3 separate regions of the Homo sapiens genome follow, and regions 2 and 3 are each linked to region 1. The links are chromatin contacts, found by Hi-C or POLR2A ChIA-PET in ENCODE. All regions are on one chromosome and are shown on one strand. Each heading gives the region's core, a stretch centred on a gene start or an enhancer-like site at or near the end of the contact. The rest is flanking DNA. Distances are from core to core; before and after follow the strand shown. Region 1 overlaps KCNAB1 (potassium voltage-gated channel subfamily A regulatory beta subunit 1). Region 2 overlaps LINC00880 (long intergenic non-protein coding RNA 880). Region 3 overlaps PLCH1 (phospholipase C eta 1).

Region 1 (2,840 bases), core at 85-2,584:
GGGGACTCCAAAAGAGGGGAGGGTGGCAGGGTGGTGAGTCTTAAGAAACTCCCTATTGGGTACAATGTTCACTATTTGGGTGATCAGTTCACTAGAAGCCCAAAGCTCAGCATTATGTAATATACCCATGTAACAAACCTGCACATGTACCCCCGAATCTAAAATAGAATAAAATAAAAAAATTTAACAGTCATGACAATTAAATGTACTGCAGGATTCATGCCCCCCCCAAAAAAGCAAAACAAATAAATCCTATAAAGGACATTTTAGAAAATTTGAATATGGCTTGAATATTCTTGAGTATGATGATTGTGTTATGGTCATATAGAAGAATGCCTTATTCTCAGGAGATACTGGAGAAAATATTTATGAATGAAATGTCACAATGGCAAAGAACAAGAGAGGGAAAAACAAAGGCAAAATGTGGCACAATTTGGTAAATGTAGGTGAAGAGTATTGGGTGTTTATTCTTTCACCATTTCTATAAGTTTTTAATTTCTCAAAATAAAAAGTTGGGGGAAGAAAGAGCTATGGAACAAGCTCTTGCACACTTCATTTGAAAGTACAAATGGAGAACTGGCATCTCACTCTAAAATGTCATTTCAATTGTTTCTTGGTGTCTGGCTGAAACTTTGATTATTACATCTTCCAAGGTTTATATATTCCTAAAAGTGTAAACATATGTAACAACAACAACCTCAAAATATTTGTGCAGGACAATTACAATTTATAACATGTTTCCACTTATCTCATTTTGTCTTCACAACAATCTTGGAAATAGCTAGAATATTTTTATTCTTCCCATTTTACAAATGAAAAACTGAGAAGCTGAAGGTCTGAGCAACTCAGCCAAGTTTATATACCTAAGACTAACGCCCTCACCTTCTGATTGCAGACCTCATATTTTTTTAGGACACATATTAAATATTCAGGAGGGGGGTTAACAAAACCACTTACTCTCATTATTAATACTTCCTTTTGTACAGAAAGTAAGAGAGAGACTCGAGGGTATTTGTTTATCCCCGGCTGTCTGAGAATTTTCGATTACCCTGACACAGGTGGCTCTGCTCACTGCATTCAATCAGCATGCCAGTAAACCCTCAGAGTGTGTTGCTGCTAAGTCATGTTAGTCTCCAAGTCCTCTGCATGTCACTGCAGATCTGCTGCAGCAGATCGAGGAACTTACAGAAATGAATTCTCCTGAGATCCAGTCAACATCCCCTCAGAATATGGAGTTAAATTTTGTCACAACTCCAAATATCTCTCAGAGAAATGACAACTCACAGAAGGAAGTGCACATGAGTCATAAACCCACAGCCCCAGAATACTAAGCAGCTCTGTTTTTCACCTGACAGCTGGGGTGAGCAGAAGCACTCTCTGTTCTCCCTCTCTCTCTCTCTTTTTTCTTAACTAAAAACAACTTAAGGGAAAAAGAAGAAGAAGAAAAAAGCATCCTTTTGGAGCTTGGTGAAGTCCACAGACTTGTTGTGAGAAGGTACAATAGTCTCCCAAACATTTGGCCCACCTTGTTTTTCCTTTTTTAACTTACTGAATGATACAGATTGAATCTCTTCTGCCTTCGCTGTTGAGTAAAGATGTCATGAAAGAAAAAAAAGGTGGGGGAGGGAGGAGAGAAAATAGAGGAAGTAAACTGCATAGCATATAAGCATATCCTTCTTTAGAATCTTCCCTTCAAACCAGGACTTTATGGAATAAGGTTGGGAATCACTGATTTCCAAAGAAAGCGGAAAATACAACACCAGATGAGTACAATTGTTTTTCTGGAGTATAGTTTTCTTTAAAGCCAGCTCTTCACATATTTTCTGCAGCCTTGGCAATTGTTAACTTCTCAGTAGTTCTAGTAAAGGTAATTTCTCTAAAGCTCTTGTTCTTTCTATGGAACCCAGTTGGAAAAGATCATTTGTTAACCAGGGGCTCTGTTCTTATAGATGCATATCAGAATGATCCACAGTCAGAACTTTGTGGGCCTCTTGTTAATGCTGGAAATTTTTCAACAGGCCTGGAAGATTTGCCGGACCTGAGGCAACATGTCAACAACTGAGAGTGGTGAACTCTGTAATGTGCCTTTGCTGTATGACTTAAGATTATTCAGTTCTGCTCAAGAAAGAAAGTGAAACAAAGAAAGAGGATAAATGAAACTGGGTGGAGATGCAAGTAGCTTGTGAGACATAGGCAGAATTTATATGATGAGCATGGTAAAACTAAGTGGATTAGTAACCCCTGAGTCATAGTGGCCATCAACAAAGTAGAGAATGTGCATGCTGAACACAGATAGGAGGGAGGAATGGAAAGAGGTGATATTGACAACATATCCATATGCATACGACATCAAACATTTGAAATATACTAAATATAAATACATAAAATATGAGAACTTAAGTCTTCAGTCAGCCACCCATTGGTGACCCCCATTCTAGCCACAGAAATCCTCTGTGCAAGGAATGCAAATAGTCCTTAGCTGTTCATCAGGCCAAATGATGAGCTACAGGTCATGGCCAGGTGGGCTTGTCCCTGTGTCTTTCCAAGTATACTACTGACCCGGGCATCTTTTCCTTGCTGAGCCCCTTGCTGAAACCTCAGATTTGACCTATATAATCACACCACGGAGAAGGTCAATGTGGTAGATAGAGAGAACAGGTCACATGAGCACTGTGTGTCCCAAGATTTAAGTAGCTGGGTTCTTTCTCCTGCGTGAATTCTAGTGTAATTATTTTAACTGTCCCTATCTCTTCCCCTCTTTCTTCTCATAATGTGTTTTAATTGATTTGATAAACCATGTGACTCATGCATCTTAATTTGTTGTGTTAGCCTTCTTCTTT
Region 2 (3,034 bases), core at 150-2,649, 620 kb before region 1:
GAGGCAGAACAGAAATTATGACCTTCTTGTTGCAGTGGAGGACACCGAGGCACAGGGAGGCTGAAGACCCTGGGGCTGCCTGGGTGATGGCTGAGCTGGATCTGGACTGTGTGTCCTTTTCCTCCTGATCCCAGGACGTTTTTATTGGACATGACTCATGACAGCTATTATGAAGCAGAAACATCTTCCAACTTTGTTTGTGCAACCACGTTTAAACTTAATGCATGTCAGAGCACCTCTCTGAAGAAGGAAGAAAACTAAGATGGATTCATTCAACAAATAATGTGCTGAGCACGTACTTTGTGCCAAGCACCTGGGATTCAAAAATGAGCAATATGTGATCTCTACTCCCCAGCAGTTCAATTGATTAGGCAGGTTTTTTTTGCTTATTTAAATTTCTCATTTGTTATTGCATAGAAACACCAACCAAAAAGTGATACTCCCCATCCTGCAACTATTTTTGTATCCCCACGGAATTCCACTGGGCTGCATCCACTGATAGGAGAAGACACACTTCTAAAATTAGGAGAGGGTATCCAGGAACAAGGAGCAAAGATGAAAAACCGTAAGCAAATGCTAAAACCACCCCTGGCTCTGGGAGGGGCTTGGGCTGCGGGGAGATGAGAGAGGCCCCTTGACTTGGTGCAAAAGTGCTTCCAGGAAAGAAGCTGGGAGCCGCTTCCTGGACAAAGGCTGAGGGACTGACAGGGAGTCAGAGAGGCAGCCCCAAGAACCACTACTACATGCCACAATCAGATGCTGGAAGGAAACCCAAAGTCCATTCTTTGAACACACAAAGTCATTGAGGTCCTGTTTCCACAGATGAGAGTTTGGGGCCACACCCCACCCATAGCAAATCCTTTTCTGAATTGATGTGGTAGAGTGTTAAGGGCAGAGGCTTAAAGCTCCAAGCTAGCTTGACAATGGGCATTCCTGTCACTAAATCTCAAAAAAACACTTTTTATCATTTTACCTCTTTCCCTAGACTGGGCCCAACCATGCCTTGTCCTATGAACAGAAAAAGTATTCAAGCTGCTCTCTTAAAGCAGCTTTTATCTCCTCAGTGAAGTGGCAATTTTGGGACAAATTTCCACATGAAGAATCAAAATGTTCCAAGCCTAAATAGGGTTCTAGCAACACACTCTTAACTCACAGAAAAGAGCCTCTAACTTAGATTTCTGCTTTCCTTTGCAGAATCTGTAGCCTGAACACACTGGTTTTAACTCCACAGGCCTGAAGACACAAGCAGAAGAGACTCAGAAAAGCCAAGGACTGAGTGAATTCACAATGCAAGCAGAAACATCAGCAGGCAAATTAGGGCCCACATGGTTTCGGTTTTAATGTTCTTTGTTTTGTTTTGCATTTTTCTTTACAGATGGCGTACTGCTCTGTTGCCCAGGTTAGAGTGCAGTGGCTTGATCATAGCTCACTGCAGCCTTGAGCTCCTAGGCTCAAGCAGTCCTCTTGCCTCAGCCTCCTGAATAGCTGGGACTACAGGTATGTGCCACTGAACCTGGCTTGTTGTTTTGCTTTCTAAGACCACATTTACATTAGCCCATCTATTGTTCAGAGTCTTGCTATGTTGCCCAAGCTGGTCTCAAACTTCTGGGATGAAGGGATCCTTCCACTTCACCCTCCCAAGTAGCTGGGAGTACAGGTGTGTGCCACTGTGTCCAGCTTAGCCCATCTTTTTTTTGTTGTTGTTGTTTTTAAATTTTACTTTAAGTTCTGGGATACATGTGCAGAACGTGCAGATTCGTTACATAGGTATACATGTGCCATGGTGGTTTGCTGCACCCATTAACCCGTCATCTAGATTGTAAGTCCCACACGTATTAGGTACTGGTCCTAATGCCCTCCCTCCCCTTGTCCCCCACCCCCTGACAGGCCCCAGTGTGTGATGTTCCCTGCCCTGTGTCCATGTGTTCTCATGGTTCAGCTCCCACTTATGAGTGAAAACATGCGATGTTTGGTTTTCTGTTCCTGTGTTAGTTTGTTGAGAATGATGGTTTCCAGCTTCATCCATGTCCCTGCAAAGAACATGAACTCATTCTTTTTTATGGCTGTATAGTATTCCATGGTGTATATGGGCCACATTTTCTTTATACACTCTATCATTGATGGACATTTGGGTTGGCTCCCATTTTTAAAACAGCAAAGAAATGCTATAAGAGCCAGGCCATTGGGGGTACAAGTGAAGTTGAATTATCTTCATGTTATAAACATAAAAAATTAGACCCAGAACTTGAAAGAGGTCTTAGAAATAATTTACTGACTTTATGTTTCAATGAACAGTCTGAGGCCTCAGTCATACTGATAGTAAGTATGACTAGCTACCACTTATTGATCTCCCACTCAGAATCCAGCACTGGGTAAGGATCATGTAATGGTTTGCCAGGGCTGCTGTAACAAAGCACTGCAAACTGTGTGGCTTAAACAACAGAAATGTATTGTCTCACATATTCAAGATCAAGGTGTCGGCAGGGTTGGCTCCTTCTGAGGGCTGGCAGGGAAGGATCTGTTCCATGCCCCTCCCTCCCAGCTTCTAGCAGTTTGCTAACAACCTTTGGTATTGTTGAGCTTGTAGAAGTGTCACCCTGAGCTCCGCCTTCATCTTCACATGGTGCTCTCCCTGTGTGCATGCCTGCCTCTGCGCCCAAATTTCTCCTTGTTATAAGGACACCAGTCACTTGGGATTAGGGTCCACCCTAATGACTTCATCTTAACTAATTATATTTCAAATGACTCTATTTCCATATAAGGTTCTATTCTGAGGTACTAAGGTTAAGACCTCAACATATGAATTCTGGAGGACAAAATTCAACCCAGAAGTCTACCTTGTATTGGGTCCTCACGGCAAGGCTGCAAAACCCGGGGGGTTGGTGGCCCAGTCCCACCTCCCATGAGCTAATGAATGTGGGTAAGTTGTTTAACCTCCTTGTGCCTCAGTTTCTTCATCTGTAAGATGGGGATAACACAGGCCCACAATTTTGAAACGTTAAAAGCTCCAAAATATGAAAAAATGGATTTATAA
Region 3 (2,845 bases), core at 22-2,521, 930 kb after region 1:
TACAATCACATTGTAATTATGGTGAGCATTTTGAATATTTTAAAAGAAAAACAGAGATATCTCCTGGGGTAATACACAAAACACACATATAGGGGAAGGTGCTACTAAAATAGAGAACATATGTGGTTCACAACTGTGTGGTCCTAATTAAAGGCAGAGTTTCTTTTATTTTGAGACGGAGTTTCACTCTTGTTGCCCAGGCTGGAGTTGCAATGTCACGAGCTCGACTCACTGCATCCTCCACCTCCCGGGTTCAAGCGATTCTCCTGCCTCAGCCTCCTGAGTAGCTGGGATTACAGGCATCCGCCACCACACACAGCTAATTTTTGTATTTTTAGCGGAGAAGGGGTTTCACCATGTTGGCCAGGCCGGTCTCGAACTCTAAAGGCAGACTTTCAATCAGCATTCCATTATGCAAATTCAGCTTGCAGAAATGTTTATGTTTGACCCATATTGTAGTTTTAAAAATGGATTAATTGCCAGTATTTAAAAATTGGGAAAATTCACAGCAATAAAATCTAGACATTTTAGTTTCCTCAGAAGTTCTGGCAACCAAGGTTCTCATTCCTACTTAGTAATGATTAACAGTAAGTAGTTATCTCATTCAGGCACACATTTCCCATTGAGCCGCTGCACTTATTTATATTAACTGCTAGGCTTTTGGTGGTGTTTGAGATGATGACCTCTTGCCATAAGGAAAAGAGAGATCCTGTGGGCTAGCGAGGTTCTGTGGGGGATCCTAGTTTTGCCTTGATTAGGATTTAGGTAAGCAAAATGAGAAGGGGATATGTCAGTTGACTTTAAAGAAAGAAGAAAAGACACATGGAGGTGGGAATGTGTGTGAGAAAATTTGCCTAACCAGAAGAACAAGCCTGTGAGCTTGGGTGTAGGAGAAAGTAAGATTGAATTGTCAGACAGGAGCTAGCATGGTAATTAAGGCAACATTGTCCTTTTAACAATAAAACTTCAAATTTCCTGTGCCTTAAAACAACTGAAGTTTATTTCTTGATTATGTCAAGTTCAAAATAGGTGTTCCTAGTGGGTGAATCTCTCAAGCAGTTTTGTCTTTTTCCATCTTGTGGCTGTGCCATCTTCACCACTTCTAAAGTCACAGCAGAAGAGGAAAGAAGACGAATGATTATGTAAGGCAGCAGGTTTCTGTCAACCATACCTGGAAGTGGTGCACATACTTTCTGCCCACATTTCACTGGCCACATCCTCCTGCAAAGGAAGGCTAGGAAATAGAGTCCAGCTGTGTTCCCTCGATAAAAGAAGAAACAGGGTTAGTGAATGATTAGCCAGGCTCTAGCACAAGAGACAGGGGCGTTGGAGGTAAGCACGCAAGAGCTATTGTATGAGGTAAGATATTTATTAATCCATTTAGCATATATTTACAGACTACTTACTTCTCTGTGTTGGATGCTGTGCTATGCACCAAGTAGGCTTTTGAGCAAAGGAGCAATGAGGTGAAAGTAGTGTTTTGAGGAATTAGCCTGGGGGCAAAATATAAAAACAAGAGAAAGCAAATTCTTAGTCAGAGGGGCATGGTGAAAAACCTACTGTCTTTCTCCAGCTGAGAGCTAATGAGATTGTGTGGGTAGAGAGCAATATTAATAGTATCAATAACAATCATAGTTACTATATGCCATGCAGTGTTACAAGCTACTTTACATATATTTAACTGTCACTCAAATTTATGATGTAAGTGCTATTACTCTCCTTTTCTAGATGGGGAAAACAAGTCTTCAAATGATTAAGTTATTTGCCCAAATTCACATAAATCTTGGCAGCGCTCGAGGATTTGAACTTAGGAAGTTGATGTTATTTTATAACTACTGTAGTATTAATGAAATGAAAATCAATCTAATGAAAACATTGTGAGCCTAAGTGAACAATAATGAAAACTATATTATTGATTTGGGAAGGACACTGTGACTTTCTAAAAGACCTTCATAACCTGAAGAAGAAGAAGAAGAAGAAGTGAAATTGGGTAAATGACCTTTCAAGAAATCTCCCTATCCTTGGGCACACTTGACTGGATTTAGATAAGTTCTAATGAGTTTTTGGTGAATTCTGAGCTGTTTAAGAATATGACATCTTTTTAACCACACTCAAAACCAAATCATTGTGTCTTGAGGAAAAGCAATTCTTTAATTCCTTGTTCTGATAAATATGCCAGAACACCGATTTCTGTGTCTGTGTCACGTCTTTGTCAGGATTGAAATGGGTATAATTTCAGATAATGGACTTAATATGTGTCTGGTATTTCCAGAAATATTAATAAACACCAGAGACTTTGGGTTGTTGATATAAAGTTCTGTTTTTGGCAGTTGACTGTTGGGATGGCCCAGATGGAGAGCCAGTAGTACATCATGGTTACACTCTCACTTCAAAAATTCTCTTCAGAGATGTTGTGGAGACCATCAACAAGCATGCCTTTGTGAAGAATGAGTAAGTAAAGCAGCACCTGTGAGCTAAGCGGTAGCCTCCCGCATGGAGCATTGCCTGATGTAACGTAGCTACAAAACCACATCCTCTTCCTTGGACTCTACACTGCCCTCTTTGCTAGACTAGTTTTCTCCCTCCTTCTCAGCAAAACATTGTGAACAAATAATGTGGCCTTCCCGTTTGTACTTTCTCATGCTGCATTTATTCCTTGTCCCATTCTTTCTCAATATGCCTCCTTAAAGACATTCTTGCAAATAGTGACCTCTAAATTTCTAAATCCAGGGTGTAGAGTGTCCATAAAATCTGGAAACATAGGTTACTGTGTACATAATTAGTGGGTTCTGATCATGATGGATGTCTTATCTATACACTGAGGTGTCTGGAGTCCTTATGTTAC

The links. Hi-C counts contacts between places; a loop is a spot of excess contacts on that map. ChIA-PET counts read pairs that join two places held with the same protein, here RNA polymerase II (POLR2A). Pooled maps may share reads with other maps.
Region 2: a map with no recorded cell type shows a loop between it and region 1 (6-fold over the local background). The contact joins two enhancer-like sites. A Hi-C loop is called at or near these places in 1 of 37 single-sample maps with no recorded cell type and 8 of 50 pooled maps. POLR2A ChIA-PET finds 5 or more read pairs at or near these places in 1 of 52 experiments (GM10248).
Region 3: a pooled map shows a loop between it and region 1 (12-fold over the local background). The contact joins two enhancer-like sites. A Hi-C loop is called at or near these places in 3 of 37 single-sample maps with no recorded cell type and 3 of 50 pooled maps.

What each region holds. Positions count from the first base shown.
Region 1 is chr3:156,482,930-156,485,769 of GRCh38, reverse strand. All of the region lies in intron 8 of KCNAB1 (potassium voltage-gated channel subfamily A regulatory beta subunit 1), which reads right to left. Among named protein-coding and RNA genes, the nearest start is that of KCNAB1-AS1, 37 kb to the right of the region's middle. RefSeq lists enhancers at 1,896-1,985, 2,016-2,275, 1,509-2,708. Within about 2 kb of position 1,334, at least 16 of the 41 ENCODE cell types and tissues checked have a DNase peak (open chromatin) inside an H3K27ac peak, as active enhancers do.
Region 2 is chr3:157,101,821-157,104,854 of GRCh38, reverse strand. It overlaps LINC00880 (long intergenic non-protein coding RNA 880), which reads left to right. Exons shown (of 4, transcript NR_034007.1): 2 at 1,376-1,497; 3 at 2,763-2,920. Among named protein-coding and RNA genes, the nearest start is that of LINC00881, 13 kb to the right of the region's middle. Within about 2 kb of position 1,399, at least 5 of the 41 ENCODE cell types and tissues checked have a DNase peak (open chromatin) inside an H3K27ac peak, as active enhancers do.
Region 3 is chr3:155,553,682-155,556,526 of GRCh38, reverse strand. It overlaps PLCH1 (phospholipase C eta 1), which reads left to right. Exons shown (of 23, transcript NM_014996.4): 9 at 2,331-2,451. Among named protein-coding and RNA genes, the nearest start is that of PLCH1-AS2, 69 kb to the right of the region's middle. Within about 2 kb of position 1,271, at least 3 of the 41 ENCODE cell types and tissues checked have a DNase peak (open chromatin) inside an H3K27ac peak, as active enhancers do.